3 separate regions of the Homo sapiens genome follow, and all the other regions are linked to region 1. The links are chromatin loops, found by intact Hi-C in ENCODE. Cell type or tissue: chondrocyte. All regions are shown on one strand. Each heading gives the region's core, and the rest is flanking DNA. Links, peaks and the distances in the headings are about the cores only. Region 1 holds the start of LRRC17 (leucine rich repeat containing 17). Region 2 overlaps FBXL13 (F-box and leucine rich repeat protein 13). Region 3 overlaps FAM185A (family with sequence similarity 185 member A).

Evidence for each region. A loop is a pair of places that touch in the nucleus more often than their neighbours do. Peaks named below come from ENCODE experiments on the same cell type or tissue, not always from the same donor. Only the 100,000 strongest peaks of a DNase experiment are listed, where the experiment ranks them.
Region 2: it touches region 1 in a loop (2.6-fold over the local background); 11 of 110 quality-filtered maps call a loop at or near these places.
Region 3: a loop joins it to region 1, with 9 times the contacts of the local background. A loop is called at or near these places in 3 of 110 quality-filtered maps.

The regions. Positions count from the first base shown.
Region 1 is chr7:102,905,802-102,916,905 of GRCh38, forward strand. It overlaps FBXL13 (F-box and leucine rich repeat protein 13), which reads right to left. Exons shown (of 21, transcript NM_001394494.2): 12 at 7,285-7,414. LRRC17 (leucine rich repeat containing 17) reads left to right here and starts at 7,199. Exons shown (of 4, transcript NM_001031692.3): 1 at 7,199-7,344. In chondrocyte, for the core only: no CTCF peak of the experiment used is centred there; no DNase peak of the experiment used is centred there.
Region 2 is chr7:103,056,906-103,068,009 of GRCh38, forward strand. The region is part of intron 1 of FBXL13 (F-box and leucine rich repeat protein 13); the gene reads right to left. Among named protein-coding and RNA genes, the nearest start is that of FBXL13, 12 kb to the right of the region's middle. RefSeq lists a silencer at 8,797-9,091. In chondrocyte, for the core only: CTCF peaks have their summits at 5,192, 5,400, 8,966 (motif pointing left) and 9,165; no DNase peak of the experiment used is centred there.
Region 3 is chr7:102,759,287-102,767,286 of GRCh38, forward strand. It overlaps FAM185A (family with sequence similarity 185 member A), which reads left to right. Exons shown (of 8, transcript NM_001145268.2): 4 at 1,987-2,125. Among named protein-coding and RNA genes, the nearest start is that of FAM185A, 14 kb to the left of the region's middle. In chondrocyte, for the core only: no CTCF peak of the experiment used is centred there; no DNase peak of the experiment used is centred there.

The DNA of each region.
Region 1 (11,104 bases), core at 1,729-9,728:
AGTTACCATAAGGCTTGCAAATACTAACCTATAAACCCATTGTTTTAACCTGATAACAACACTGTTTGCATAAACAAACAAATAAACATACAAAAACTAATAAAAATTCTATGTGTATTAGTCCGTTTTCATGCTGCTCATAAAGACGTACCTGAGACTGGGAAGAAAAAGAGGTTTAATTGGACTTACAGTTCCACATGGCTGGGGAGGCCTCAGAATCATGGCGGGAGGCAAAAGGCACTTCTTATATGGCGGCAGCAAGAAAAAAACGAGAAAGATGCAAAAGCGGAAGCCCCTGATAAAACCATCAGATCTTGTGAGACTTATTCACTATCATGAGAACAGCATGGGAAAGACCTGCCCCCATGATTCAATTACCTCCCACAACACATGGGAATTCAAGATGAGATTTGGGCAGGGACACAGCCAAACCATATCACTATGCTTTAACTTTGTCCCCCTGCCCCACTTTTTAACTTTTTGATGCTTCTATTTATATCTCATTGTACTGATTATGTCTTGAAAAGTTGTTGTAGTTATTTTTAATTGGTTCATCATTTAGTCTTCCTACTTAGGATAAGAGTAGTTTACACACCACAGTTATTGTGTTATAAAATTCTGTGCTTTTCTGTGTACTTACTATTACTGGTGAGTTTTGCAACTTCAGGTGATTATTTATTGCTTGCTTTTCTTTCCGATTGAAGTACTCCCTTTAGCATTTCTTGTAGGACAGGACAGTTGATGAAGTCCCTCAGCTTTTGTCTAGGAAAGTATTTATTTCTCCCTCATGTTTGAAGGATATTTTTACCAGACATACTATTCTAGGGTAAAAGTTTTTTTCCTTCAGCATTTTAAAAATGGCATGTCATTCTCTTCTAGCATGTAAGGTTTACACTGAAAAGTTTGCTGCCAAATGTATTGGAGCTCCATTGTATGTTATTTGTTTCTTTTCTCTTGGTGCCTTTAGGATCCTCTCTTTGTCCTTGACCTTTGGGAGCTTGATTATTAAATGCCTTGAAGTAGTCTTCTTTGGGTTAGATCTGCTTGATGTTCTATAACCTTCTTGTACTTGGATATTTACATCTTTCTCTAGGTTTCTGGAGGTTCTCTGGTATTATCCCTTTGGTTTTTGTTTGTTTGTTTGATTGGGTTTTTTTTGTTTGTTTGTTTTTGTTTTTTTTGGTTTTTTGAGACTGAGTCTCGCTCTGTTGCCCAGGCTGGAGTGCAGTGGCACAAACTTGGCTCACTGCAACCTCCACCTCCCGGGTTCAAACAATTCTCTTGCCTCTGCTTCCTGAGTAGCTGGGATTACAGGCACCCACCACCACGTCTGGCTAATTTTTATATTTTTAGTAAAGACAGGGTTTCACCATGTTGGCCAGGCTGTGTTATTTCCCTTTGAAAAAACTTTCTACTTCTATCTCTTTGTCTACCTCCTCCTTAAGGCCAACAATTCTTAGATTTGCCCTTTTGAAATTATTTTCTAGATCCCGTAGGTGTGCTTCATTGTTTTTCATTCTTTTTTTTTATTATTATACTTTAAGTTCTAGGGTACATGTGCACCATGTGCAGGTTTGTTACATATGTATACATGTGCCATGTTGGTGTGCTGCACCCATTAACTCATCATTTACATTAGGTATATCTCCTAATGCTATCTCTCCCCCATTCCCGCCCCCCCACAACAGGCCCCGGTGTGTGATGTTCCCCACCCTGTGTCCAAGTGTTCTTACTGTTCAACTCCCACCTATGAGGGAGAACATGCGATGTTTGGTTTTCTGTCCTTGCGATAGTTTGCTGAGAATGATGGTTCCCAGCTTCATCCATGTCCCTACAAAGGACATGAACTCATCCCTTTTTATGGCTGCATAGTATTCCATGGTGTATATGTGCCACATTTTCTTAATCCAGTCTATCATTGATGGACATTTGGGTTGGTTCCAAGTCTTTGCTATTGTGAAGGGTGCCGCAATAAACAAGACATTTATGCAGCCAACAGACACATAAAAAAATGCTCATCATCACTGGCCATCAGAGAAATACAAATCAAAACCACAATGTGATACCGTCTCACACCAGTTAGAATGATGATCATTAAAAAGTCAGGAAATAATAGGTGCTGGAGAGGATGTGGAGGAATAGGAACACTTTTACATTGTCGGTGGGACTGTAAACTAGTTCAACCATTGTGGAAGACAGTGTGGCGATTCCTGAAGGATCTAGAACTAGAAAAACCATTTGACCCAGCCATCCCATTACTGGGTATATACCCAAATGATTATAAATCATGCTGCTATAAAGACTCATTCTTTTTTATTTTGTCTCCTCTGACTGCATATTTTCAAACAGTCTTTAAGCTCACTAATTCTTCTGTTTGATCAGTTCTGCTATTAAAGGACTCTGATGCATTCTTCAATATACCAATTGCATTTTTCAGCTCCAGAATTTGTTTCTTTTTAATTATTTCAATCTCTTTGTTAAATTTATCTGATAGAATTCTGAATTTCTTCTCTGTGTTATCTTGAATTAATTTGAATTTCCTCAACATAGCTATTTTGAATTCTCTGTCTGAAAGATTACATATCTCTGTTTCTCCAGGATTGCCCCTTGGTGCCTTATTTAGTTCATTTGGTAAGGTCATGTTTTCCTGGATGGTATTGATGCCAGTATTCTTCGGTGTCTGGGCATTGAAGAGTTAGGTATTTATTGTAGTCTTCACTGCCTGGGCTTATTTGTAGCCATCCTTCTTGGGAAGGCCTTCCAGATATTTGAAAGGACTTGAGTGTTGTAATCTAAGCTGTATCTGCTTTAGGGGGCACCCCAAGCCCAGTAATGCTGTGGTTCTCGCACACTTGTCAAGGTACCACCCTGTTGGTCTGGGACAAGATCTGGAAGAATTCTTTGGATTACCAGGCAGAGGCTCTTGTTCTCTTCCCTTCTGTTTCCCAAACAGAGTCTCTCTGTTCTGAACCACCCAAAACTGGTGGTAGAGTGAAACAAGCACCCCTGTGGCCTCCACCACTATGATTGCACTGGGTCAGACCTGTAGCTATCACAGCACTGGGTCTTGCCCAAGGCCTGCTGTAACCACTTCCTGGCTACTGCCATTGTTCACTCAAGGCCCTGGGGCTCTACAATCAGCAGGTGGCAAGGCCAGCCAGGCCTGTGTCCTCCTCTTCAGGGTGGTGAGGTCCCCCAGACCCCAGGTGAGTCCTTAGGTGCCCTCTGGGAATCAGGGATTAGAGTCAAAAACCTTAGAAGTCTACTTGGTGTTCTATTGCACTGCGGCTGAGCTGGCATGCAAACTATAGGATGCAGTCCTTCCCACTCTTCTGCCCCTTTCCAAAGGCAGAGGAACCTTACCCTGTAGCCACCGCCACCCCAGGCCATGAGTAGTATTGCCAGGCTACCAATGATGTTCTCTTATGGCCCAAGGGCTTTTAAGTCAGCTTGTGGTGAATGCTGCCTCACCTGGGACTCATCCTTCAGGGCAGTGGGTTCCCCTCTGGCCCAAGGCAGGTCCAGAATTGCCATACAAGAGTCAAGTCCTGGAATCGCGGACCCCAAGAACCTGCCTCGGTGCTCTACCCTCCTGTGGCCGTGCTGGTATCTAAGGTGTAAGACTGTCCCCACTGCTTTTCCCTCGCAAGCAAGAGTTTTGCCCCATAGCTACCCTAGCTGGTAATATGCTGAGTCTCACCTGAAGCCTGCAAGTCACAGAGGCTCACCCAAGGCCCTCAATGTAGTAGCTGGGTATTGCTGCTAGTTATTCAGGGCCCAAGGGCTCTTCAGTTAACAGGTGATGAATGTTGCCAGGACTGGGTCCCTTCCTTCAAGGCAGCAGGTTCCCTTCTGGCCCAGAGTGTGTCTAGAAATGTAACTTGGGAGCTAGAACCTGGAACGAGGGCCTTATGACTCTAACTGGTGCCCTATCCTGCCGTGGCTGAGCTGGTATCCAAGATGCAAGACAAAGTCCTCCCTACTCGTCCTTCTCCTCTCCTCAAGGGAAAGGAAGGGGTCTCTTTTGGATCGATGAGCTGTGAGGCTTGGGGCTGGTTGAGGGGCAATGCCAGTACTCCCTTGGCTGCTCCAGCTGGTGTCTCAGTATGTCATGTACCCCTCAGTCCACTGTCTCTGTGCCTAGTTGAGCACTAGGATTTGCCTAAGGGTTACAGTCCTTATGGCCTAGACTGCCTTTCAAGTTTACCTGGAGGCACAGCGCACTGTAGCCCTCAGTGGTGAGGTTTGTAGAACTCAAGTTCTGACTGCTGGGACTGGCAATTCCCCTGTGTCTAGGCCTGGGTTAAATGCTCCCTCCGTGGGTGGGCATCAGCTGAGTTTGGTCCAGTTTTCCTCTCTGATCCAACAGGACAGCACTAAGTTCAATGCCTCACAATTGGTGTATTTTCCCTTCCCCAGCACCCAGAGAGGCTCTCTGCACCATGTTGGAGGGGTGGCACTGGCGATTCAGGACTATTGTTTCTATCTCTTCAATGACTCTTTCAGTCATATGAAGTTAAAACCAGGTACGATGACTGCTCATCTGATTTTTGGTTCTTATGAAGGTGTTTTTTCTTTTTCTTTCTTTTTTTTTTCTTTGTGTGTTGGGGGGAGGGGGTCTTTATTCACATGGAGTGCTGTATGCGATGCCTGGGAAAAGCTCTCAGCCTGGTGTGTGCTTCAGCGTGGCTCGGGCTCCAATCTCTGTTTTCCAGTTTGTCACGGGCTCTCAACTGTAAATAGCCTATGCCCTGCTGGATGCCACCTTCTTAGACACCACGTGAATCCCCATGCACTGCTCCTCTTACCCCTTACCACCACCAAGCAGCTATTAGACACCTGAGGTCTCTGTCCTGTTAGTACCATGGGGCAGAAAGGTATGATACCTTTTTTCACCCATAAGGGTGACAGCCAACACTCCTAACAAAATACAGGCGTGCAAGAGAAAAGCATTAACAAATTTACTTAATTATTTGAGGCAAGGTCTCACTCTGTCTCCCAGGCTGGAACGCAGTGGTGGGATCACAGCTCGCTGCAGCCTCAATCTCCCAAACTCAGTCAATCCTCCCACCTCAGCCTCCCAGGCAGCTGGGACCAGAGGCATGCACCACCATGCCTGGCCAATTTTTTGCATTTCTGGTAGAGACGTGGGTCCCACCATGTTGCCTAGGCTGGTCTTGAACTCCTGGCCTCAAGTAATCCTTCTGCCTCAGCCTCCCAAAATGCCAGGACTACAGGCATGAGCCACCGCGCCCAGCCTAAAAGCATACAAAGGTGTTTTTTCTCTGTAGATAGTTGTTAACTTGGTGTCCTTGGGTGGGGAACAATGGGTGGAGCCTTCTGTTCCACCATCTTGCTTCACCTCCTCCAATTATGTGTGTTTTGTATGCATATCTGGGCAGTAGGTCATAGATTTGAAGCCTCTCATTTCAACTTTACTGTGTCTGAGAATATTTATCCTTAGGACACTTGTGTATACATTTGTGTGTTGTTGCTACAATAATTGCCTCATGGTAACTGAGAAATTGATAAGAAGAAGGAGGTAAGTCATACCATGAGGAGGGTTTAAGCACAACGGCGAGTTAGAAAAGTACTGAAGGATTTATAGTTAAGGGGCAGGCTTATCAGTGGGATATGTCAAGCACATTAAGTTGTTCCTGAGTTTGCAAATATTTTTCTCTGTGATTGGGCCATTGGCATTTGCTAATTGGTGCCCATCAAAGTTAGGCTTCTACCCACCCACAGGAACTGAGAGATATCTTCTTTGATGATTATATATCAAAGGGATAGATCCCAGGTCCTTGAGGAAGACTTTCCTGAGTTGTAAAACTGTCAAGAAGCTTTTGTTAAAAAGACATCTCAAAGTAGGCAGAGAAAGAACTTATAATTCCAAGTTTTCTAAAACAAATGCTCTAAGAAACAAGAAAACAAGAAGTCAGGGCCTAGAGTCAGTAAGAAGCTGGTCTAAAATTCAGTCATGCTGAGGAGAACGTCAATGCCATCTCAGTCATAAAGTTATGGTAGATGTTGATGTTTAAAAAGCTACACATCAGCAGATCAGTTTTAAACAAATATGAATGTTAGATGTTTACAGCCCTAACTTAGAATCCTCCCCTCCTTGCCCCAACTCCCTCCAGACCACCCAGGGCATCAGGATACCACAAGATGTCAGTGGAGGTGACTAGGTAAGAATTCTATCCATTCAAGAACCCTGGGGGAGAAACCCATGCTGCCCCTGTATTTCCCACTATCCCAGGGAACTCTGCCTGCCCCAGTATCTAGCAACAGATGCTTAAAACTGTACTAGTACCATGTGCTTTCATCAGCTGTGCAAACTTGGGCAACTTATTCAACCACCCTGAGCCTTGGTCTCTTCATTTGTAAATAAGCATAGTAAATACATACCACCACAGCACTGTATCAGAAGTAAATCTGATCTGTGTATAGCACTCAACACAATGCTTGGCATATGGTAATGACTCAAGAAATGATAACTATCAATATTTCAGCCAGTTCTCACCTATGCTATTATTCTCATAGAATAATGAACATACTATGACACCAAATTAATAAAATACACAGAGAGGCAGAAGAAAATAAGTTAAAAGAATTATGGCTTAAATCTTTTGAAATTAAAGCAGAAGAAACTATCAATGAGGCAGTAGCTACATCCAAAGCGCCATGCCCTATCCTCTGCAACTTGATCCAATTTTCTGCCCAACTTTCCAAGTCCTGTTCCCTCAAACTTAAAATATTTTCCCACGCAGATCTCAAATCTTCATGTTATTCAGCCCAACGGTGTAATGCAATTTTTTAAATTATGAGTTTTTGTTGTATTTTCTTTTCCTATTTATCACTTATAGCATTTTACCCCCCCCCCCCCAAAAAAAAACCCATGTGGGAGTTAATTGACTTTTCAGGAATCCCATGCAAAATTCTCCCTCAAAACATTCTCTTTGTTTGTGTCTTGGTAGCAACTCCAGAGTTTTCAGGACTTGGACTCTGCTTTAGACTTGTGCTCAGACTGTCTCCACAAAAGTGGTCCGTTTCCTCATCCAATGAGCTCTGCCTGTTTGTCTGTGTGACACTCCAGTGGAAGGAAGCCAAGAGCCTATAATAGCGATCCTGGGGAAAATTTCAGCAGCTGGGGCCATGTAATTTAAAACCTCTGAAAAGTGTGCTGCGGTCCGTGCACAGCATTAGTATAACGTGAGGGCTGAATGCAGCCCATTCTCTGGAGAACTTCCTCACACACCGCAGCAAAGAGAAGACTGAAAGACAAACCTGGGTGCAGCCAGAGAGGTCCAGATAGATGAGCTTGTGGCATCCATTCCCCAAGTTCAGGTACTGTAAGCCTTTGTCTGTGAACCGTCTGCAATAAGCCAAACTAAGATTCTGTAAGTTGTGGAAGTGCCTGAAAAGACAAAAGAGAGGAAGGAAAGTATTATACTTCCGTTGTTCTCTCAAATCTTTCTTAAGCCACTATGACAAAGAAAACTGTAAATTCAACTCTTCTTCTTGCAGATGTTCAACATTTAACTTTACTGTTAACTCTCTACCTGTTAATTAAAGGAGACTACAGTGTTATATAAGGTAACACACAATACATTTAATACCTTGTAATACATTTCAAGTGAAAGTATTAATAGTTCAATAATATTTGCCTAGATATTTAAGAAAGTTGACTGGGATAAAGCTTTTTTGGTGTGTGTGAGGTGGGGGAGGCAATCATATTGTTTGGAAGTGAAACCAAATTTGCAGAGTGTATTGTTGCTTTTAGGTTTTATCTCTGGAGTACCAAAATAATGTGCAAAATATATAAAAGGACAAATCCTTTGTAAACATTTAAATGGAGACTGTTACAGGAGAGTGAGGATTTGGGACAGAAGGCAAAACTGAATATGACCATGCTCTTAAAATAGATCTGATAAGCAAATGAGTTTAAAAAATAGGTTTAAATATGCATGAGTTTGTGACAGTTTCATTATTATAGTTAAAGAAAGACTAATTGATATGCAGAGTTTAAGCATGGATTAAGAAGACCAGTTTGCAAATAAGCAGGCAACACATGAGAAGAATCAAAAGCAACATCAGAGACTATAAATCTCGCTGGAGTTGAAACAGATTAAATATGGTATTACCACAATGACCAAAATGACAGCTTCCAGAAAAAAGTAGGGTAGTTAGGATGAGCCTGTACTACCATACGAGGGCTCGCAGTTTGAGGACACTCCGTGGACAATTTCCCAAGCCCTCCAAAGCCTGGAACTTTTTTTTGAGACGAAGTTTCGCTCTTGTTGCCCAGCTGGAGTACAATGGTGAGATCTTGGCTCACTGCAACCTCCTCCCCACTCCCCCAACCCCTGGTTCAAGCGATTCTCCTGCCTCAGCCTCCCAAGTGGCTGGGATTACAGGCGCGTGCCAACATGTCCAGCTAATTTTTGTATTTTTAGTAGAGACAGGGTTTCACCATGTTGGCCAGGCTGGCCTCGAACTCCTGACCTCAGGTGATCCACCCGCCTTGGCCTCCCAAAGTGCTCGGAACAGGCATGAGCCACCGTGCCCAGAAAGCCTGGCACTTTTTAAGAGGTCAAGGATTCCCACTACTATCTGCTCTTCTAATGGAATTAGCAATCATGCTCTTAGTTTGTGATATGCAACAGCTTAATAGCAAATTAGAAAGCAAAAAGAATGAAAAGTGAGGAGAAAATGCTTCTCTGCCTCTCAAAATCACACAGGTGAATAAAGTTTACCTCCCATAAATGGGAAATAAGATATACAAGCACTGACCATTAATCAGATTTTGAAAAACACATCTATATGATATAATGATTTGCATGCCATAGCGAATTACTTGATTCAGAACACACATCCCGATCTGGGAAGGGCTGTGTACGTGAGATTCGACAGAGCGAGGGGGAAGGCTTTGGACTCACCAGTGACTAGGTGGGCAGGGCCTGAAGGAGAAAGCAGTGCTAATATCCCAAAGACACGCCCCCTCTCTTGGGGCTGTCGAGTGGACTGAGCTGTGCTAAAGTTTTGGAAATGCGTTATCTTCCTCTCCCTGGGGTACACCCTGTGATTCAACTGAGTACAATTTTCTTGGGGTGGGGAGAGGCACACCAGGGTGTCATTTCTAGCAATCCTTTAGCTTTATAATCTGTAGAAAGGAGTTGTGAGGCAGGCCGCGTGACACAGTGCAAAATACACAAGGTTTTTGAATCCGGCCAAATGAGATGTAAATCCAAGCCCTGACACTTACTGCAACCTCCCTAATCTCTCAGAGATTGTTTTCTCATTTGTTAAGTGGAGATTAAAATATTTTTTTTTTTTTTTTTTTTACACTGATCAACTGTGGGGCCTCCAGCTTTCCTGAACCTCAGTTTTCTCATCTGGAACATGGATGTAATCTGGTCTGCTTGTTCCCTTTAAAGATGTGACAATTAAATGAGAATACAGAAGTAACAGTATTATCTTGAGGGTGATTTTAACAATCAAAATCGGCAGGGACATAGTAGAAGATTTAAAACTATATGTAATATTATTGCTACTACTATGTGAAATGATAGTAACACATTAACTATTTTTATGGACTTTGTATTATTCTTCCATTTAATGAAATGGATACTTATCTCCAAGAGTGGTGCATACAATAATTCCAAGAGTTTGAAGGATTTCACATTGAATGTATACCTCGATCTACACCTAGTATTCAATTTCTTTAAATCCATGTGATCAGTTAACAAATATCAAAAATGAGAACTGAGCTAGGAGTGCTTAACTTTTTTTAATGTCACAGACACCTTTGGCTTTTGGCAGTCAGCTGAGGTCTCTGGCCCCTTTCTTGGCATAAAGTTTTTAAATGCATAAAATAAAATATATAAGATTACAAAAACAGCCAATTATATTGAAATACATAATTACCAAATAAAAAAACATTTATGAGTAGAATAGTAATATATGTGCTTCTTTATTAACATATTAAGTAAGATTTTGTGGCAGTTCTAATAACTGCTGTGATTGTGAACTATCAGTGATATTTTGAAATACTTATAACAATTGAAATGTGATAAGAATATATTTGTGATTTATATGAGTAAAAATGTCCCAGAGACTGCTAATACTTCTGTAGTTTTTACCTACATTTCAATTACAGTTAATAAAAGTAGAGATGAGTTTCTTCTTTTTTTTTTTTTGTTTGAGACGGAGTCTCACTCTGTTACCCAGGCTGGAGTGCAATGGCATGATCTCGGCTCACTGCAACCTCCACCTCCCAGGCTCAAGTGATTCTCCTGCCTCAGCTTCCCAAGTAGCTGGGATTACAGGCACCCACCACGACGCCTGGCTAATTTTTTTTGTATTTTTATTAGAGACAGGGTTTTACCATGTTGGCCAGACTGGTCTCAAACTCTTGACCTCAGGTGATCCGCCCACCTCGGCCTCCCAAAGTGCTGGGATTATAGGCATTAACCAGTGCAACTAGCCGAGATGAGTTTTTTATATCCCCCATTAAAATTCATGGAGCTCCTGAATTCTATCCCTGATCCTCTTGGGGGAATCCACTGCTCCCCAGCTAAGAACCTCTGGTTTAGATAAAAGAGGCTGTTCATTAGACTAAGTGACTCCTGGATTGAAAATCTCTGGATAGCTCTTTTCACAGTGGAACCTCATGGAACCATCAGTTTGAAGGCAAAGCTCAGGAATCTTGGGTGGCCCTGTAGGCCTTTCTAGGGATTTACAGTTCTGCAGACTTAAAGCTGCTAGGGACGGGAAAAGTGTCAGTTGACAGCAAAATCACAGGTGGCAAATTTTGTGCAATACTCATACTCTTTATTCTGAATTTTGGCAAAGACGCGTGTCCCCTACATGAGTAAGATCTGATTCATCATTTTCCCAGCCCAGAGAACACTTGGTAATTCTAATTCTGCTTTGAGGCAATGTTTACAGCTTGTTTTTATCTTTTTCTAATTATTTGATAACTGTTTCTTATGGGGGGGGGTGTGAGTCCTCTCTTTGTGATTTATTTATTTATTTTTCTGCTACCACTATAATCTTTAGAGAAATTACAATTCTTATAGAAACTACAAAGATTTTTTTTTCTCCT
Region 2 (11,104 bases), core at 1,554-9,553, 150 kb after region 1:
TCATTAGTGATGTTGAGCATTTTTTCATGTTTGTTGGCCATCTGTATATCTTCTTTTGAGGACTGTGTATCCATGTCCTTAGCCCACTTTTTGATGGGATTGCTTTTTTCTTGCTAATTTGTTTGAGTTCTTTATAGATTCTGGATATTAGTCCTTTGTTGGATGTATAGATTTTCGCCTACTCTGTGGGTTGTCTGTTTACTCTAGCAGCAGCAAACTTTTTCTTATACAGTTAAAAAGTCAAATAATGTGACAGTTTTAAAGTAAATGTGTTTTTACATACCCCTCTGTATTTATTCAGTGTTAATATTCTGCTAAAGTAAAACAAAAATGCAGTTTATCTTGCCTCTTTCTAAAAATCCATCATAAACAATACAATAAAGTCACTGTACCGTGAGGGTTTGCATTACTTGAGGAGTAAGTTCTTTATAGCCAATCTGAAGACATAACTATGATGCTTTACATCAGGGTTTTCTAGCCTTTTAAAGTATGAGAAACTCATTGGGGTTGGGGGGGGTTGTTTTGTTCTGTTGTTTTGTTTTGTTTTGTTTTTGTTTTGCCAAAAAGTTCCTTAGACCCAACCATAAAAGAGATTGAGAAAATCCACCATTAAAATGTGTGAATTTAAGAACTCTTAAAAACACATTTGTATTTTATCATTCACAACATCTACCGAGTATATACATTTGAAAAATTGTAGCTTAGTACACATAGGTGGGAAACAATGGACTTGCTGGATCTAAGATACTGTTTAAAGCACATATGTGGAACTCGTAAAGTTGCTGCTGTCTCATTTTCCTTATGAGGTCCCCCCAAAAGAAGAAACTTCTTGTTAAAAGTGTCTGCAAGATATACAGAATTACTGATGTTTTCTCCATTTGAGACAGATGAAAAGGTCTGCAGCACACTTCCCACAGAAACCACCTGGAATTCTCCATCGGCATTTCTCTTTCCCTTTGTGGTTCACTGTTTTCTGGTGGGGTCTAGTGTGCATGTTGGGGGTGGTCGGGATGCTTCAGACCCACTCCTGCTGGCTTCTTCTCTTGATCCTCTATTTCCAGAATAAAATAATTCCATCACTTGAGTTACACAGAGCAGTTCTCCCTACCTCCATAGGCCAAGTGTCAGCAGATCTAGGCCTGGGGTCTTTTCTTAGACTCTCAGCAATTCTCATACTGTTCCTCCAAAACTAAAAAGGGTAATTTCTCCTAATTGGACCCTGCATAATAACAATCTCCCCCTTTGCAATGGCTCCATGCTCCTCTTCTTAGTGTACAGCCTTCAAGCAGGAAGCTCAGTCCTTTAGAGAATGGCAGAAAGGTAAGATTTAGATCCCTCTCCCTCTCCAGCTCTGCCTTCAGACCAAGCCCATAGTAACTGCTTACAAGTGCTCAGCCACCTGCAGACTGACTTCCTTTTCCCCCAAACCAAGAGACTATAGTTGCACAGGAGATTAGTGGTCTCACCACAGTTGCAACCTGAATTTGGACAGTCATCTATTACCTAAAGAGCCAGCAAGAGTGGGTCCTACAGGGACCTAACAAAAAGGGCTGAAGCCATCTATTATCTGGAGGCCAATCAGACTTCCCACAGCTCCCTCAATATCCTTGGTGAAAAGCCCATCTGCTCTCTAGCACTTCTGTGCCTGGGTCTCCAGAGTACTGAGTTTTTGTATTCCTCACTCTACATCCTTTTCTCCATCTTATTCTGGCACCCTGAGGACATCTATATCAGAATCACCTGGAGAATGAATTTGTCTCTGAGAATAGGGCCTAGAAACCTGCATTTTACTAAGCTCCCCAGGTGATTCCTATGCATACTGATGTCTGAGAATGAGTGCCTAAATGAAGTTCAGCTTTATGGTACATTTTTAAGAAAGTTGAGATCTGGTTAATGTATGTGAGAAATTGATTATATATATATTTCCAAGCTCCACTTATAATAAACTACTTTTCCTGAAAAGCTATCCTGCAGAAGTCAGGTTGAGAGGATAAGTCTCTGAAATGCTAATAAAGGCATATGGAACTAGCAGAGTTGAAATGCACACTTTTCACATAGGAAATCTCACTGTTGGCCAGGTGTGGTGGTTCATGCCTATAATCCCACCACTTTATGAGACCAAGGTGGGAGGTTTGCTTGAAGACAGGAGTTCAGGACTACCCGGGGCAATACAGTGAGACCCCATCTCTAAAAAATACAAAAATTGTTTTAAAAATTAGCTGAGCATGGTGGCGTGTGCCTGTAGCCCTAGCTACTTGCTAGGTGGGAGGTGGGAGGTGGGAGGATTGCTTAAGCCCAGGAGTTCAAGGCTGCAGTGAGTTATTATCACAACACTCTACTGCAGCCTGGGTGGCAGAGAAAGACCTTGTCTCAAAAAATAATAATAAAGAAAGAAATCTCACTGTTTGTCTTTTTCCCTTGGACAAAATAGCACAGCATGATATTTTTTGTATTAATGAGTGAACAGCGCATAGCTACATGCCAATAAGACAGCAGTTAATGAATCAATAGCTTTTTCCCTGCCCAATGAAAATAAAAATCACAAAACCATTAACTTAGTCTTTATTGTAAGCAGAAGCAAAATAAACATTCCCATAAGATTAACGTTTGACTCTCAAAAACATTAATCAGGGCCTTATTATTAATAATATTCTCAGTAAAAACTTACACAATCAAGGACAAAAAAGTCCATGAGTTAATTATTGGATTAGCTCTCTCAAGCTTGTAAATTCACAAAGCAATTACGTAATCCTCAGTTTCTTTTGGCTCTACTTCCCTACACTCAGTTCCCAATATTTCTCATCTATTCTGAAGGATGTTCTGGGTCCTGAGGACAAACATGGGTTTAACCAGGACTGTTGCTTCCACTCCTTTCTCCTGCTACCTATCTTTCAAAGAGCAAGATAATGCAAAGGGTGGAGTCCACTTGGTTTAAATCTGGGATCTGCAATCTTCTACCATGCAACCATTGACAAATTACGTCTGTTTCCGTTTCCTTAAAAAAGGGGGATAATAAAGGTTCATACGCTATAGGGCTATCATGAAAATTAAAAACTGCTTTGAATAGTGTCTAGCACAAAATAGGCATTCAACAGATAATGATAGCAAGATATTTTATATATATATATATATATATATATATATATATATATATATATACTTTTTTTTTTTTTTGAGACAAGGTCTTGCTCTGTAACCCAGGCTGGAGTGCAGTAGCACAATCAACCCAGTGTAACCTCAAGCTCTTGAGCTCAGGCAATCCTCCCACCTCAGCCTCCCAAGGAGCTAGGACTACAGGCATGAGCCCCCAAACTCACTTAATTTTGTTGTTGAAATGGAGTCTCACTCTGTTGCCCAGGCTAGTCCTGAACTCCTGGCCTTAAGTGATCGTCCTTCCTCTCAGCCTCCCAAAGTGCTGGGATTACAGGCATGAGCCACTGTGCCTGGTCCATCACTATTTTTAACCATTCCACTGTTAATTATCACCTTAATTAGAGGAAAACACTTGGACATAGAGAAAATAAATTGAAAATATTCCCTTGTACCACTCAAAGTCCAGTGTGATGACTGAGAGAGAAAGACAGAGACTGACTCTGACTTAAACCACACCTAATAGAAGATGTTAGGACAAAAGCATTTAGGGGAAAATGGCTAGGAGAGAACTGAATAGACCAATAGTTCAAATATAAATAGCAAGATAGTAACTATTATAACCCTTGGTGGACACACAAAAACAAATGTAAGACACTTAAGAGAACAAGTCTTGCTTAGCTTTTTAGATACTCAGATAAACATAGTGAAATACGCTGAGGGCTGAAATAGTAATATTATAATATAAAAAATAATTACTCCAAAAGTGCAGAGATAAAAGTGATTATCAAATACTTGGGGAACCCTCAGCAGGTGAAGAAACAGAAAAACATTGTTCAAAGTCCCTTCCATTTCCCTATCCCCTACCCCAACCTCTGAAACATATCTAAAGCAGTATCTCACAAATGATTGCCATCCCCCTGTGGGACGGAGATGGAGGTAGCACGCTGTTGTTTTGGGAGATATCTTAATTTGTATTTATGGAAGTTAGTAAGTCACAATTTTGAAAATAAAGGGGCTTTTATGTCTTTTTAACATTGAAATAGATGGTGTCAAAATTTTATTTTAGAAACTCTATAAATGAATATTCCGGAAGATTACTGAAAGAGGCCAACTAGCTTCAACATTCAGATGAGACCCCAGGAAGAGGAAGATGCCCCTCAGGACCAGACTTGAAGGGTTTTTTTTTTTTGTTTTTTTCTTTTTTGTTTTTTGTTAGACTTGAAGGTTTTTAAAGCAGACTGGACAGGACAGGTGAGGAGCAGCAGGCTCTATGAGGTAAGAGTGAGACAAAGGACTCTGATACCTGCCGGACTGGGCCTGTCCCAGAGGGGAAGCAGTCCCAGCCGTCTCATCCCCTCTAAGAAAATTGTTATTGGAAAATTAATAAATCATGTGCTTTTCTTTGTTTAGTGTCCTGTGGATTTACCTCAGGAACTACACGTGTAAACTGCCTGGCTGGGCTGAGGGAATTCAGCAAAGGTAACTGTCCTCTGGAGAAGCCACAGCCTTCCTGCCCAAGGTCCAGCAAAATGAGTTAGTGTATCCAGCTCCTCCTCTCCTAAATGGGCAGGGCAGTCCCTTGCTCAAGAATCAGCAATTTCTGATTCTTGCATCTCTGACAAATACGTGCAGCAATTAGTCTCTTAAAAAAAAATACCTGGCCCAGCACGGTGGCTCACGCCTGTAATCCCAACACCTGGGAGGCCAAGACAGGCAGATCACGAAGTCAGGAGATTGAGACTGTCCTGGCTAACACGGTGAAACCCCGTCTCTACTAAAAATACAAAAAATTAGCCAAGCATGGTGGCAGGCGCCGGTAGTCCCAGCTACTCAGGAGGCTGAGGCAGGAGAATGGCAGGAATTCAGGAGGCGGAGCTTGCAGTGAGCTGAGATCGCGCCACTGCACTCCAGCCTGGGCAACAGAGCAAGACTGCGTCTCAAAAAAAAAAAAAAAAAAAACCTGATTGGCAACTTAATCTTGAAAGAAACATAAAACATAAAAACTTCTCAGAAAAATCATAATTACCAAAAAAAAAAAAAAAAAAACAAACCTTTGCTTTAAAACCATAATTTGTAGATTAAGTACTCCCTCTGCTGAGCAGATCTGGTTTTGCAAACTCTTTTCATCTTCCCTAAATGCTAAACTGAAATTGGAGCTCACCATTTGAAGAGTACTTTCTTCCTCTCAGATACAATCACTAGGTGTATCTGCTTAATGTTTTTGTAGACCATAATATCTAGCTCATCTTTGGTCCCTGTGGGGCAGTCCTTGTTTGTCTGTAAACAATGTACTGACTTCTACCTAGTAGAAAATTGAGGGAGAAACTAGGGTTTCTATGTTATTTCTGGATGACCCACTGTCTGAAGGTCTACCAATAAGGCTTTATTATATGAGTTCCTATCTTAATAATCTCTTTCAAAACACAAATGCCTTTGGGAAGGAGTATATCCAAAAATAGAGGGCACATTAAGCTAATTCCCACAGTGGTGGAAAGAGTATCTCAGAGTTCTGAGAGACAGAAATGAAGAATACAAGGAGAGTGAGGGATCGCAAGGCAATACTTAGTTTTCCTACAATTTCTACCTATCTTCAGGTGACTTAAAAAAAAAAAAACCTCTGAATTTCTAAAATATATTTTTCCTGAATCTTAATGATGAAATGTAAATATCTTCATCTCTATTTCTCCAAGATAGATTTCTATGAAAATATAGAATCAAAAGGTATATATTACAGATCTTCATACATATCTCAAAACTGTTTTCCCAAAAGGTATTATCAATGTATAATCTCATCCCAAATGGATAAATGCTCAGAGAGCTCAGGAGACAAGCTCAGGCTAGGGACAGCCTCAGAGTTACAGCTCCAAGTGGTTGAAGCCATTGAGGTGTTTTCAACTAGCACGTGGTAGAGACCCAGCAAATATTTGCTGATAGAATGTCCTAGTGTATCCCCCTCAGCTGACCACTCTTGCTGTTCCCCAGGAGAAAAGACTGGCTGGTGTCAAGAGCCTCATCTGTTCAAAAAATTAAGTTACTTGTTTAACTTGAATTGAACATAGAATCCAGTAGTCTTTAAGTTGGACATGTGAATCTCCAAGAGCCCACAAAGACTTTTGAAGGATTACATGGGCAAGAATAGTATAACGGAGTCCACTTTCAGATCTTCACCTTTCCTATGCAGGTTGGCCTTCTATATCCATGGGTCCTGCATCCATAGATTCAATCAACCACAGATCAAAAATATTTGAAAAAAAGTTTTATCTGCACTAAACACATACAGAATGTTTCCTCTTGTCATTATTCCCTAAATGAAACAGTATACCATCTACTTACATAGCATTTACATTGTATTAGATATAAGTAATCTAAAGATGATTTAAAGTATAGAAGAGGATGTGTATAGGTTATATACAAATGCTATGCCACTTTTTATCAGCCAACATCAGTCTCCAAGGAAGGTCTTGGAACCAATCCCCCATGGATACTGAGGGATTACTGTATTCTTTACTTAAACTGATCTGCCTGAGGACACAGTTTGCTATTTTCTTTTTCTACTTTTCTCTTTCACAATGGCTCTTCCTCCCACTCTAGAAAATAAAGCCCTCTATCACATCCATCTGGAATCTTACTATAAAGAAAACTGAAGCAGAGAGATTTGGAAATTTTCTCAGTCACCCAGTTAACAATTGGTGAAGCCTAGAATCAAACTTAGGCTTTTTTTTTTTTTTTTTTTTTCTGTAGAGACAGTCTCTCACTATGTTGCCCAGGCTAGTTTCAAACTCCTGGCCTCAAGGAATCCTCCTGCCTCACACTGCCAAAGTGCTGGAATTACAGTCATGAGCCATCATGTGGGGCCTAGGAAGGTCTTACAAATAAGAAATAATCCCCTCATCTTGCTTCAGATGCTTTAGGTTTCAAGTAACAAACTCAACTTAATACGTACTCTATTAGCTCCTACAAGAAATTCAAAGGTAGATGAAGCTTCAGTGTGGGTTTAACCCAGTGGCTTACTGATGTCACTAGGGCCTGGTTTCTTTCCATTTCCCCAACTGGCCTTTTGTGGAATCCACTTCATGCTAAAATTCTCTCTCCTTGTGGCCACACAGGTAATTGCCAATGTTCCCAGGACTAAGTGCTTCCCCATCAACATCCAGAGAGGGTATATCCAACCAGCATCCTGATCTAAATCAGCTTGGATTACATATTGCCCTCCCCCATGACCCTATACCTTCTGCCTCCCTGTCGTTACAAACATTATGGCCAGGGAAACTGAATGCACCGGTTGTTGCAAGCCAGTTGGGGTCCAACCCCAGAGATGGGGATAGACAGTTTTCTTGAAGCAAATGGGCTAGGTGAGGGAAGAGACAGCGTATAGAATAAGAATGTAGGAAATATTAGGAAGAGGGAAGTAGATGCTACGTAGGCAACTTGTAAATGCCCAGTAGACATCTGCTCCTGGAGAACATGGGAAAGGAAGAAGAAAAGGGGGTAATTACAGTAATTGAGATCCACTTACTGAGTGATGCTGTTGTGATCTATATCTTTTTAGAGACTGCTTTGAGATCCAACTTGATCTGACTCCCCTTATATGAACAAGCCAAGTATGGCAGATTATATTTTCCACAATGGCCATAACAGTATCTCCCATCCTCCATGTTCTTTTTGCAATGTGCCTTTGTTATACCTCCCATCATGAAATGGGTTCCATGTTCCCTCCCCTTGAATCTAAGTGAAAATAATGTTGACTTCCAAATCTAGATCATAAATAATGGTATAACTTCTACCTGGTTCTCTCTGGGGAGGTTTGGTCTTAGAAATCAGCTACCATACTGTGAGGAAGTCTAAGCAGCCCATGGGCAGGTCCAGATGAAGAGGAACCAAGCCTACTGGTTCACAGACCTGGCTGAACTCCCAGCCAACAGCCAGCACCAACTTGCTAGGCATGCAAAAGAAGATATCATCTTAAAAGTGGATCTTCCACCCCCTGCAAAACCTTGCCAAAATTTCAAATTTTTAAGCAAACTAAGTGATTCCTGTTGTTGTAAGCCACCAAGTGCTTTAACTGGTTGCATGTCACATGGCAATAGATAATTGACACACCAAACAAACAGAAAATGACTACACAGCCAAATCAAATCTGTCATTCCATCCATCCCTAGCAACATACATTCTGAAAAAAAAAGCCTAGCCATAACTATCTTTCATTTTAGATTTTTAAATTTCAAACATTTAGAAACAGTAGTATAGGGAACACTTATGTACCTATCACCCAGTTTCAACAATAATTATTCTGTGATTTTTGTATCATCTATATATCTACCCATTTCTACCTATTCTCAATTATAATTTAAGGTAAAATTTATATTATTTCAAATGCATAAATCTTATTAGTATAATTTTGATAATGAAAATACCCACACCCCGGGTGTGGTTTCTTTCCAACTCTCCGGAAAGTTCTCATGTCCCTCTCCAGTTAATCCTCCTGTATCACTCAGAGTCCAGTCAAGAGACAGAAATCACACCCGTGTTTTGAATAAAGAACAATTTATTCTATCTCATAAAGAGATTCTAATAAAGAATGCAATTCAAAGAATTACTAACTAGTAAAAAGAGAGTAACTACTAAGAGCAAAAGAGAACACTAAAGGACACCCTGTGGCTCAGACAGAGTACCCAAAGATGAAATAACCTTGGAAGGAGGGCAGCCACCTCCCCAAGGCTGAGATTCAGAGAATGTGGAGTGTGGCTGAGGTATAGTGGGGAAGTCCATTAGGTTGCCCTGAGACAGAGATAGTTCTCAGCCATGATGGTCCAAGGCTTGGTGAACAGGACCCCACCAGCTCACACTAGTGAGCAGACGCCCCCTGCTGGGGTGCCAATGGGCTGAGGCTGGTGAGCAAAACTTGCTGAAGAGTGGGCACCACTGGGTGCACCACACACATGCTCCTGGAAGCTGTGTCATGTGAACAAGAAGTGAGGAAGCACACAGGAACCAGGAACTGAAGTCCCTCTCCCTCCAGGGTCCCTCCAGCACTGACAAGGCTTAACAACATGCTAGCCCAAAGCAATGCCAAGGTCTAGATCATGACACCAGTCCAGCTTCTAGGTGTCAAGGGCTACTTTTCTCCTCCTCAATATTTCTGCAGTATTATAATCAGCTGTCTAGTTTTATGGGGAAAAAAATTTTAGACTTTAACTAAAATTGCATTGAATTTATACATTTTCTGGGAAGACATTACATGTTGTTATTTTCCCATTCATAAACACAGCAGAGTACTTCATTTCTTTAGGTCACCTTAAACATCTTTCAATAAAATTTTACAAATTCCTCCAAACAGGTCTTTCACATCTTGTCCTAAGAAACCTTATATTTTTTGTGGCTATTATGAATGTAATTTCTTTTTTTTTTTTTGAGACAGAGTCTTACTCTGTTGCCCAGGCTGGAATGTAGCGGTGCGATCTCGGCTCACTGCAAGCTCTGCCTCCCGGGTTCACACCATTCTCCTGCCTCAGCCTCCTGAGCAGCTGGGACTACAGGCGCCCGCCATCACGCCCAGCTAATTTTTTTTGTATTTTTAGTAGAGACGAGGTTTTACCTTGTTAGCCAGGATGGTGTCAAGCTCCTGACCTCATGATCCACCCGCCTCAGCCTCCCAAAGCGCTGGGATTACAGGCGTGAGCCACTGCGCCCAGCCTATGAATGTAATTTTTAAAAGCTACTGTTTAAAACTTTGGTTCTAGTGAATTGAAATGCAATTGATTTTTTAATATTCAGTGGAAGAATTTTGTGAGGATTTTTTTTTTTTTTTTTGAGATGGAGTTTCGCTCTCATTGCCCAGGCTGGAGTGCAATGGCGTGATCGCAGCTCACCGCAACCTTCGCCTCCTGGGTTCAAGAGACTCCCCTGCCTCAGCCACTCGAGTAGCTGGGATTAAAGGCATGCGCCACCACGCCCAGCTAATTTTGTATTTTTAGTGATCTTTCTCCATGTTGGTCAGGCTGGTCTTGAACTCCAAACCTCAGGTGATCTGCCCGCCTCGGCCTCCCAAGAATTTTTTTTTTTTTGTCTACTCTTTCACTGTGGGTGTAATGGAATTGTCAGAAACTGAAAATACTAGGAAATGTAGGACTATGGATATTGAGAGCCCATTTGACAACTGAGGATTGAATTTAAAGTGACACAATTCAGTTTAATTGTGTGTTCTTCCTTTAAATAATGTTCAGTTGCTCAGGGGTAAGCACGGACTGCTGGATATTTGAGTTTTACCAGGGATGGGTGTTTGTCACATCAATAGGACAGAGGGAGAAACAGGTAAAGGAGATAATCGTATTTGAAAGTGATCATAATGATGGTGTGGTGGCATTTTAAAAGCATGTCTGCAAATGATATTTCTTACATAAAGAGGTGGGGTTTAATTCCTCTCCTCTTGAATATGGATTAGTCTTAATAATCCACTTGTAATGAAGAGAATACAGTGAAAGTGATGTTGAGTAACTTCTGGGGCTAGGTTATAAAAGGAGATTTTACTTGGCTCTGTCTCTTGGACACCTGTTTTGGGACCCAGCCTCCACGCTGTGAGGAAGCTCAAGCTACATGGAGATGTTACACATAGATGTTCTACCTGTCAGTCTCAGGAGAGGTCCTCATCGACAGCCAGCATCAACTGCCAGGCATGTAGGTAAGGAAGCCTTCAAGATGATTTTAACCTCAGCCACTCTGACATGTAAGTGCATGAGGGATCTCAAGCAATAATATTCTGTCAACTCCCATAACTGTGAGAGGCAATAATAAAATGAATACTGTTATTTTAAATCACTAAATGTTGTAAAGACATTTAGGTAATAGACATCCACAATAATGATGAACCAAGGAATCTAAGATGGGTAAAGAGAGAAATAAGGACATAAGAGTAATATTTGACAGTGCAAAGATAATTGAATGAAATGGTGGTTTGAGTCAGTTGAAGAAGTGCTAGTGTAGAAGCTCCAATGTGAGTGAGCTAAGAAATTAA
Region 3 (8,000 bases), core at 1-8,000, 150 kb before region 1:
GAATATCTTGGCCACTGTTTCCTCTCAGTTATTTATTTGTTCCAATGTTTATGGTTTATTGAATATTCATGTGTTTTACTTGCTATTATACAATTTTATTTCTTGATTGAGTTTTGTTATGTACTAAAGAATCAGTCTAGGGTTTTTTTCCTATTTTTATTACATATAGTATTGATTTTTAATGTATATTTCTAAGTTTGTAGTTTTTATAAAACATAAAATAAATACTTGTGAAATCTATTAACTTTTAATACACAACTTTCATAGAAATGTGATTTGGATATTTGAGAGACAAATATAGTGAATTAGTTAAGAGCACAGAATATATTCAGAGCCAAACTACCTGTGTTTGAATTCTGGCTCCACCATTCACTAAGCTCTATAACTGGACAAATTACTTAACCTCTGTGTGTCTCAATTTTTTGGAAAATTGGGTAATAGTAATAGAACAAACTAAAAAAATCCTCTATTAAGAGGATTAAATGAGTTAATACAGGTAAAATACTTAAAACAACGTCTGGCACATAGCTAAGTCTAATGTAATGCTTACCACGATGATGATGATAAAGGTAAAGGAATCACAGGAAAGATAACTTGGACGGGTTCTAGACCTACCAGTTAGCTTCCCAGAGACTCAGTTTCATTATTCAGCAAACAGGATGGTGATATTTGCTTTGTCCACTTAACAAGGTTGTGAGAATCAAATGAGCACTATAAATAATAGCATCATTATTCTACATGACTGTTTTTAAATTGTGTTAATTTCAGTATCTAAGTTTAGTTTTATAACTTAGCAGAGAACACAGAAACCCATTTCGTCTATTTGGTGAATTGATGACATAGTTGTCAGTTTTCCTCTCAGTCTGGGCTATGAAGCCACAGTACTTCCTTAAAACTTGGCTTTCATTATTTGTAAGAACTATATATATGTATTTACATATATATTCATAATAACTAAGTGAAAAATTTTTCTTTTCATGTAGAAAAGAAAATTTATAGCAATACCTCTGTCAGGAAGATACTGATTTTTAAATCTACTTTTTGTTCTGTCATTAAATAGTAAATTTAAATTCCTTCCATTTAGTTTGGTGGAAAGCTACTGCCTTATTAGATGTCAAGTGGAAAAGTTCTAGAAATAATAGTGTATTCACTAATTAATGTACTAAAAGAGAAAAATCATGATAAATCAATAGAATCAGATAAAGTATGTGCTAAAATTCAAAACCTATTCATGATTTAAATAGCAAAAGCAATCAAACAAAGTTGAAATAGAAGGGAATGTCCTTAATCTGATAAAAATTATTTTAAAAATATCTATAGCAAACATCATGCTTAATGGTGAAATGTTGTAAACTTTTCTTTTGAGAACAGGAATAAGACAAGGATGCCTGCTGTCCCATTGCTTCTGCTAGCTGCTATTCACTGTTGAATTGCGGGCCTGAGACAGATGGTTAAGGCAAGAAAAAGAAAGAAAAAGCAGGAAAAAAAGTATTAATATAAGGATTGGAAGGGAGGAAATGAAGCCATCACTTGTAGACAGTATAATAACACATATATAATTTTTAAAAGTACAGATAAATTATTAGGATTAGTGACTTTAGTGAAGTTGTTGGATTAAGATCAAATACAAAGTCAATTAGGATAAAATGAAATTTTAAAAGATACCTTGTACAATAGCACTTAAAAATATCTAAAAGGAATAAATCTAATAAAAGATTAAGAATTTTATATAGGACATATAAAACATTAAGAGAAATTAAAGGAGACCTAAGTCAATGGGGGAATGTATTGGATCTGTTCCATATTCTGCAGAGAATGCACTATTGCTCAGAATCTCGTAATTAGAGGTAGGGAATCAGAGTCAATAAAGTGATTGTGTACTAGGTAGTAACATTTTATGTAGTTATCCACTGATTCCACAGGTAGCATTTTGGCTTTTTACCAGTCTTTGTTTTATAATGAACTGATTAGTCTTTCTCTTACTAGGCTGTGACCATAGATAAACTGCAGGGAAGTTCTGTTACTGTATCTACCGAAGATGGTTTGCTGAAAGCCAAGTATCTTTATACAGAATCATCATTTCTGTCTTCTGCTGCTGGGGATATTACATTAGGAAGTGTTCATGGTAAGCTGACAAAGGCATAATACATCTGAGACTTTCCACATAGCATAAATTTTAAGAGATGACTCTGTAGTTGAAAAAAGGATCAGGAAACTGGCCTTTTAAATAATGAAATGCAGACTAACCATCTTTTTAAAAAAAAAAACCATAAAAATAAAATGACTCATAAAGCTAATTTAATTTTATTTGTGCAAGAGATTAAAGATTATGCTGTTATATATGGAACTAATAGTAAGTCTAATTTTTAATGCATTTCTTTTTTCTTTTTTTTTTGAGACAGAGTCTTGCTCTGTTGCCTAGGCTGGAGTGCAGTGGCGTGACACTGGCTCACTGCACCCTCCACCTTTCACGTTCAGGTGATTCTCCCACCCCAACCTCCCGAGAAGCTGGGACTACAGGTGTGCGCTATCACGCTAGGCTAATTTTTGTATTTTTAGTGGAGATGGGGTTTCGCCATGTTGCCCAGGCTGATCTCAAACTCCTGGGCCCAAGCGACCCACCCCCTTGGCCTCCCAAAGTGCTAGGATTACAGGTGTGAGCCACACTGCATCCAGCCTGTGTTTTCTTATAATAGGAAACAAATAGCAAGGAAATACATGCAGGAGATGAAGTAAAAGCAGTGTTAGGTAAAGATGGGTACTGAATGATTGCTTTTATGTTAACATAAGAAAGCTGAGGGTTAAATTAATGAAACATTTGGTGGAAGGTAATTATAGCAACTCTGATACTAACTTTATTTTAAATGTTTTGCGTGTATTTGTACTGGCACCAGGTTTTCTCAGCACCCTGTTGTTTCCATTTTCTTTGATAAATATCCTCTTGTGGTTTCTAAATCCTGTCTCTGCAAGAAATATTACATAGTTAATGTTTGCATTATTGAAAGAAAATAAGAGTATAATGATGAGGTAATATGGCAAAGGGCATGCTGGTGTTCAGTGTCACTCAGCTGCTTCTTGAATTTCCACAGAGCAGATGATTCAAATCCAGGTATGTTTTCTGAAATATATACAGATAGAATTAATAATCACTAATCCAGTATAAAACATCTGCTAAATGCCTTTTGAGCCATATTCCAGGAAGTACAGATTCGGACTTTTTCCATATATAGTCCACTCATTTCACCTCTATAGTAAAGCTGGATATTGGTATCTGTACACTCTGGCAAAACTCTCAGATTTTAGTTGTGAGCAAGAGTTATAGAGTGGCATTAGAAAGCATGGTTAGTGCTAATCATGCTATGTAGTAATTTGGCAAGTAGTCTTCTAAAAAAAAATTTTAAAAAGCATACTTATATGCTTGAAATAGTTCTGGAGCCTCAATTTAATGGTTAAACCTCAAGCATTCTTGCAAGGTTAAAGTATTATTTGAGCCCAAAATAGCTTAAGTACATATGGAGCTGTACCCAGATGAAGCAAATGGTTTTGTTACTTATTCATTTATTTATTTTTTATTCAGTTGTACCTTAAGTAGATCTGGTAGTTTGTAACTCTTCATAATTTAAAAGTGACTTTTATATAAGCATTGCATTTCTAACTATCTTAATCATAATGAAAAATACTGTGCTTAATGTATTTAGTAGCTTTTAGTGGAGAAACAATTCCTTATCAAGTCAGATGTGGATTAACATCCACAGGAAAAGCAGTCTGTTCTCTGCAATGCTTTATACCATGTTTACACTAAATTCATAATGTTTCTTTTTTGCATTCTTTTAAGTTAGATAAATTGAATTTGGTACAGTTTATCATTAATTGCCTAGATGGTAGTAAAACAGGTGGTCTTTTTTGAAGCAGTCCTCAAAGTACTTAGGTCTGTTGATTACTTAAAGTAGCTAAAATGGAAATACATTGCTGGAAAAGAAAGTTAATTCCTTAGCCTTAATAAAACCTTTTTATATTTACTGACCTTTAATATGAAATCAGATACCTTTCCTTAGCTGGTTTAAATCTAGGTCCTCTTTTGGACTATTGTTTCAGGTTGAATTTCCCTGAAAGCAGACACTCTGAAATGGAAATTTGAGCACAGCGAATTTACTAGGGAGGCCTCTTGGGACCAATGCCATGTAAAGGAAGAAAGCCAGATTTCCATGGGAGAAGTTGGACTGTGATACAGTTTCAGTAACCCACACGGAGAGCTCTGAAGCTGGGATGGTCCCTCAGAGTTGTCTCAAGCTGGGGTGAGAGGAGCTGGACGTTTATATCCCCAATCATTAGATGCAAGCTGCCCCAGGAAGGAGTATGATCTTGGGCCGAAGTGACTCCTTTTTGCTAGGTAATTCCCAAAGACGGCTGACAGCTGAGGGCTGTCTGCCAGCAGTACTCCAATAGCTAGGAAAATAAGCCCTTCAGTTATGATGTGGGATCTGGATGAGGAATATAGCATCTACTACAGTTATATTTATTCATTCATTTGACACATTTATTGACCACCTACTGTGTGCCAGATTTCCAGGCACCAAGGGTGCAAAGTTGGGCAGGAGGTGAAACCTGTCGTTAAAGAATTCAGAGTAGAGTAGAAGGATTAAATATACTTTCTTATTTTCTCAGTTACTACCATCCCCTTTGGGATGTTACTTCCCACCTCATTTCCAGTGGTCCATTATCACCCTGCCTCAATGCAAAGAACTCTTTTAGATGTTTCTCACAGCTTCTTTGTGTAATACTAGTACAGCAATGAGAAGGAGAAGGGGAAGGGAAAATTTAATCCAGTTTCAAATTATAGTTACTTTCACAGAAGTAACTGTAGAAAAGCTTCCATGTTCAGCCTTGCTTTCTCCACCTAGTCCTTGTTCCTCACTCTGCTTTGGTTTTTCAGCATATACAAGAGAGAACTAAGACAGGAAACCCCTCTTAATTCCATGGACACACCCCAGTGCCTCGACTTTTAAAAAATCACCCTTCAGACACTTCTAAGTTTCTTGCCTTCCTCTCCCCTATCACCTCTATTTCCATCCTTGTCCTAAGGGATTGTATGAACATGCTTTTGGAGTTTGTAGTCTGGGGTTTGGGATGGGAGGGGTACAGGAGAGCGGGCAGTGTTTAGTCTCACATCCTGGTGGGTGAGAAGATTAGAGTCATGGCTGGTGAAAGTAAGTCCCAGTTTTCTAGTTCCTGGAATTTTGGTGGGAATTATTTCTCCCAAGATCTTCCCAACCTAGAACTCTGGATATATATTTCAATGAATTCTTTGTGCTAAATGCTGATGGTTATATAACACAAATTAGGTATATATTTTGGCTATATTTAAATAAACTGGCTTGAGAATCTTAAAACTTGTTTTTATGGGAAAATACATTGCTATTTCTAAACATTTGACTTACAGAAAACAAACTGAGAATATATGCGTTCTTGGTCAGGATTTATTTACTTTAGCTTCTTTTTTCTTAAGCAAGGCTTAAACTAATTTTTTTCCAGAGAGAGCAGAAAAAAAAAATCCAACATATAGATGTTGTAAAAACCATTTATACACAAATATAATGCAGTAACTTTCTTTTTGGTGGATTTTACAAGTAGAGTTTGGAGCCTTTGTGCCAGTAGGTGGGTGGGTGGGTGGTTGAAAGCAAACATGTATTGAGTACCTAAATTGGCCAGCCCCTTTTACTTAATGAACAATTGGCTGTTCACAGATGAGGAAAACTAGACTTAGAAATGTCTAATTGTTTACTCTCAACTCCACAAGTTAATTAGTGGAATAGCAAGGATTTGATCCTAGTTTCTTGGCTTTCTAGGAGAGGTTTTTAAACAGTGAACTTGATTGCAACCGCAAATTCCATCATCACTTTGAGGGCTTCCTGGCTCACTGTAAAGATGTTTCCTCCAAGAAGACAGTACTATAACACAGATGCACTGCTTCAGCTATGTTCTACATTATAAGTTCCTTGAGTTTCAGGACATTTATCGTGCTTTATGACTGAAAATGTAGATGTTCCATACAGTGTTTGGGCTTAGCTCCATGGTAGCATTCAGGAACTGGACTCCTTCCATAAAAGTGATGGTGCTGTCTTAAGTGTGTGGCTTCTAAGTCTTCCATGAAAGGAAACAAGAGCATGAAATTTATTTTTTGTCTGCATTTTCAATATTTTTATATACCCTGATGGCAAAGCAACATCTAACATACTAGTGCCGAGTACTTAGAGCATGCCCATTAATGAGGAAAAGAGTAATGAAAGGAGCAATATATCTTTCCTGGCCTTGCAAGTTGATTCCTATGTATAGAGAAGAAAATAATTTATCCTAAGTGTTTTTTCAAGTGAAATTTTTAAGTATAGCTAACTATATTTTATATGTAAGAAACTGAGTAAGCTAATTGACTAGTCATATTTCCTATTTGTATAGTTGGTTGAATCACATCTGTTAAGTGTGTATGCCTTCTACTACAAAAGAAACCAGTTTATTCATTGACTTATTAAATATTCACTTTCTGACGATGGGAATCTAGTGGGAGAATAGGTACTTGAATAGGTTGTGTTTAGATGTAAAATTTTATGAGTTTACTATCTTGATTTCCTTCTAAATAATCAAAAATTAAATTTGGTTTTATATGAATAATATTTTATTAAATTCTGATATTTGAATATTGATACTTTTCAAAGAATGCTGTGCATGTATAATACATGCATATATTTATATGTATTCTACAAAATACAGTTTTAAATATAAATATGGTTTTTCTGACTCTATTGGAGACAATGAAAAACTTCCTTGAAATGGTTTGCTAGGATTGGTTTTATTTATAACCCATGATTTAAACAAACTGATTCGATTAAGATGTAAGAGTGTTCATGTTACTTGTTTTTGTGTATTTTAAAAATTTATGTTATGATCCGGAACAGTGACTAATGAATAAAACTCTATTTTAAATATTTAGATTTCCTATGTAAATTAGGCTCTATTTTAAGTTCTATGGAAACATATCTTGATAGATAAATTGCTGAGTATTAGTTCTCTCATTTTCTCTGCACTTCAAAAGTCCTTTGTTCTTCAACTATTTGGCATACATGCATAAACTTTTCCTTTAGTAACTACTTTTTTATTTTTGAAATTTTCAAGAAGTACAATTTACATGAACTGTACAAAACACAGGTGATAACTTTGATAGCACTCAAAATTTCAGAAGAAATGTCCCAATCTGCTTTAAGAAGGACTTGTAGTCACTGATAAATTTATAAATCTGGTTTGTAAACTTAGAAAGTCAGAAATAATATACAATTTTAAAACAGAATCTTTTATTGGATTAAATAGATCTTTTCATGACATTCATGAAAATGTTTTATTGAAATTCTAGTATTTATTCCTAGCCTAGGTCATTATGAAGTTTTAATTTGATTATCATTTTGATGCTTAATTTCGAATCTGGACACATACAACTTTGTTTTTTTTGTTTTTTTTGTTTTGTTTTGTTTTGTTTTTGAGAGAAGTCTCACTCTTGTCCCCCAGGCTTGAGTGTGATGGCTTGATCTCGGCTCACTGCAACCTCCACTACCCAGGTTCAAACAATTCTCCTGCCTCTGCCTCCCAAGTAGCTGGGATTAAGGCGCCTGCTACCACGCCTGGCTAATTTTTATATTTTTTAGTACAGACAGGGTTTCACCATGTTGGCCAGGTTGGTCTCAAACTCCTGACCTCAGGTGATCCGCACGCCTCGGCCTCCCAAAGTGCTGGAATTACAGGCATGAGCCACCGCACCTGGCCACAACTTTTTTATATGAAATATTAGAAAAGAATTACAGCTTTTTTTTTTTTTTGTGGTGCAAACCATGTAGGTTTTTCAGGGTTTAGACCTCTGACACAAAATATTGATATTTACTACAGTGTCTGTCCTAAGTGCAGCTCCTTAGAGACATTCAGAGACTTGGCTTCCTCAGTTTGTGGCTTCCAAGTCT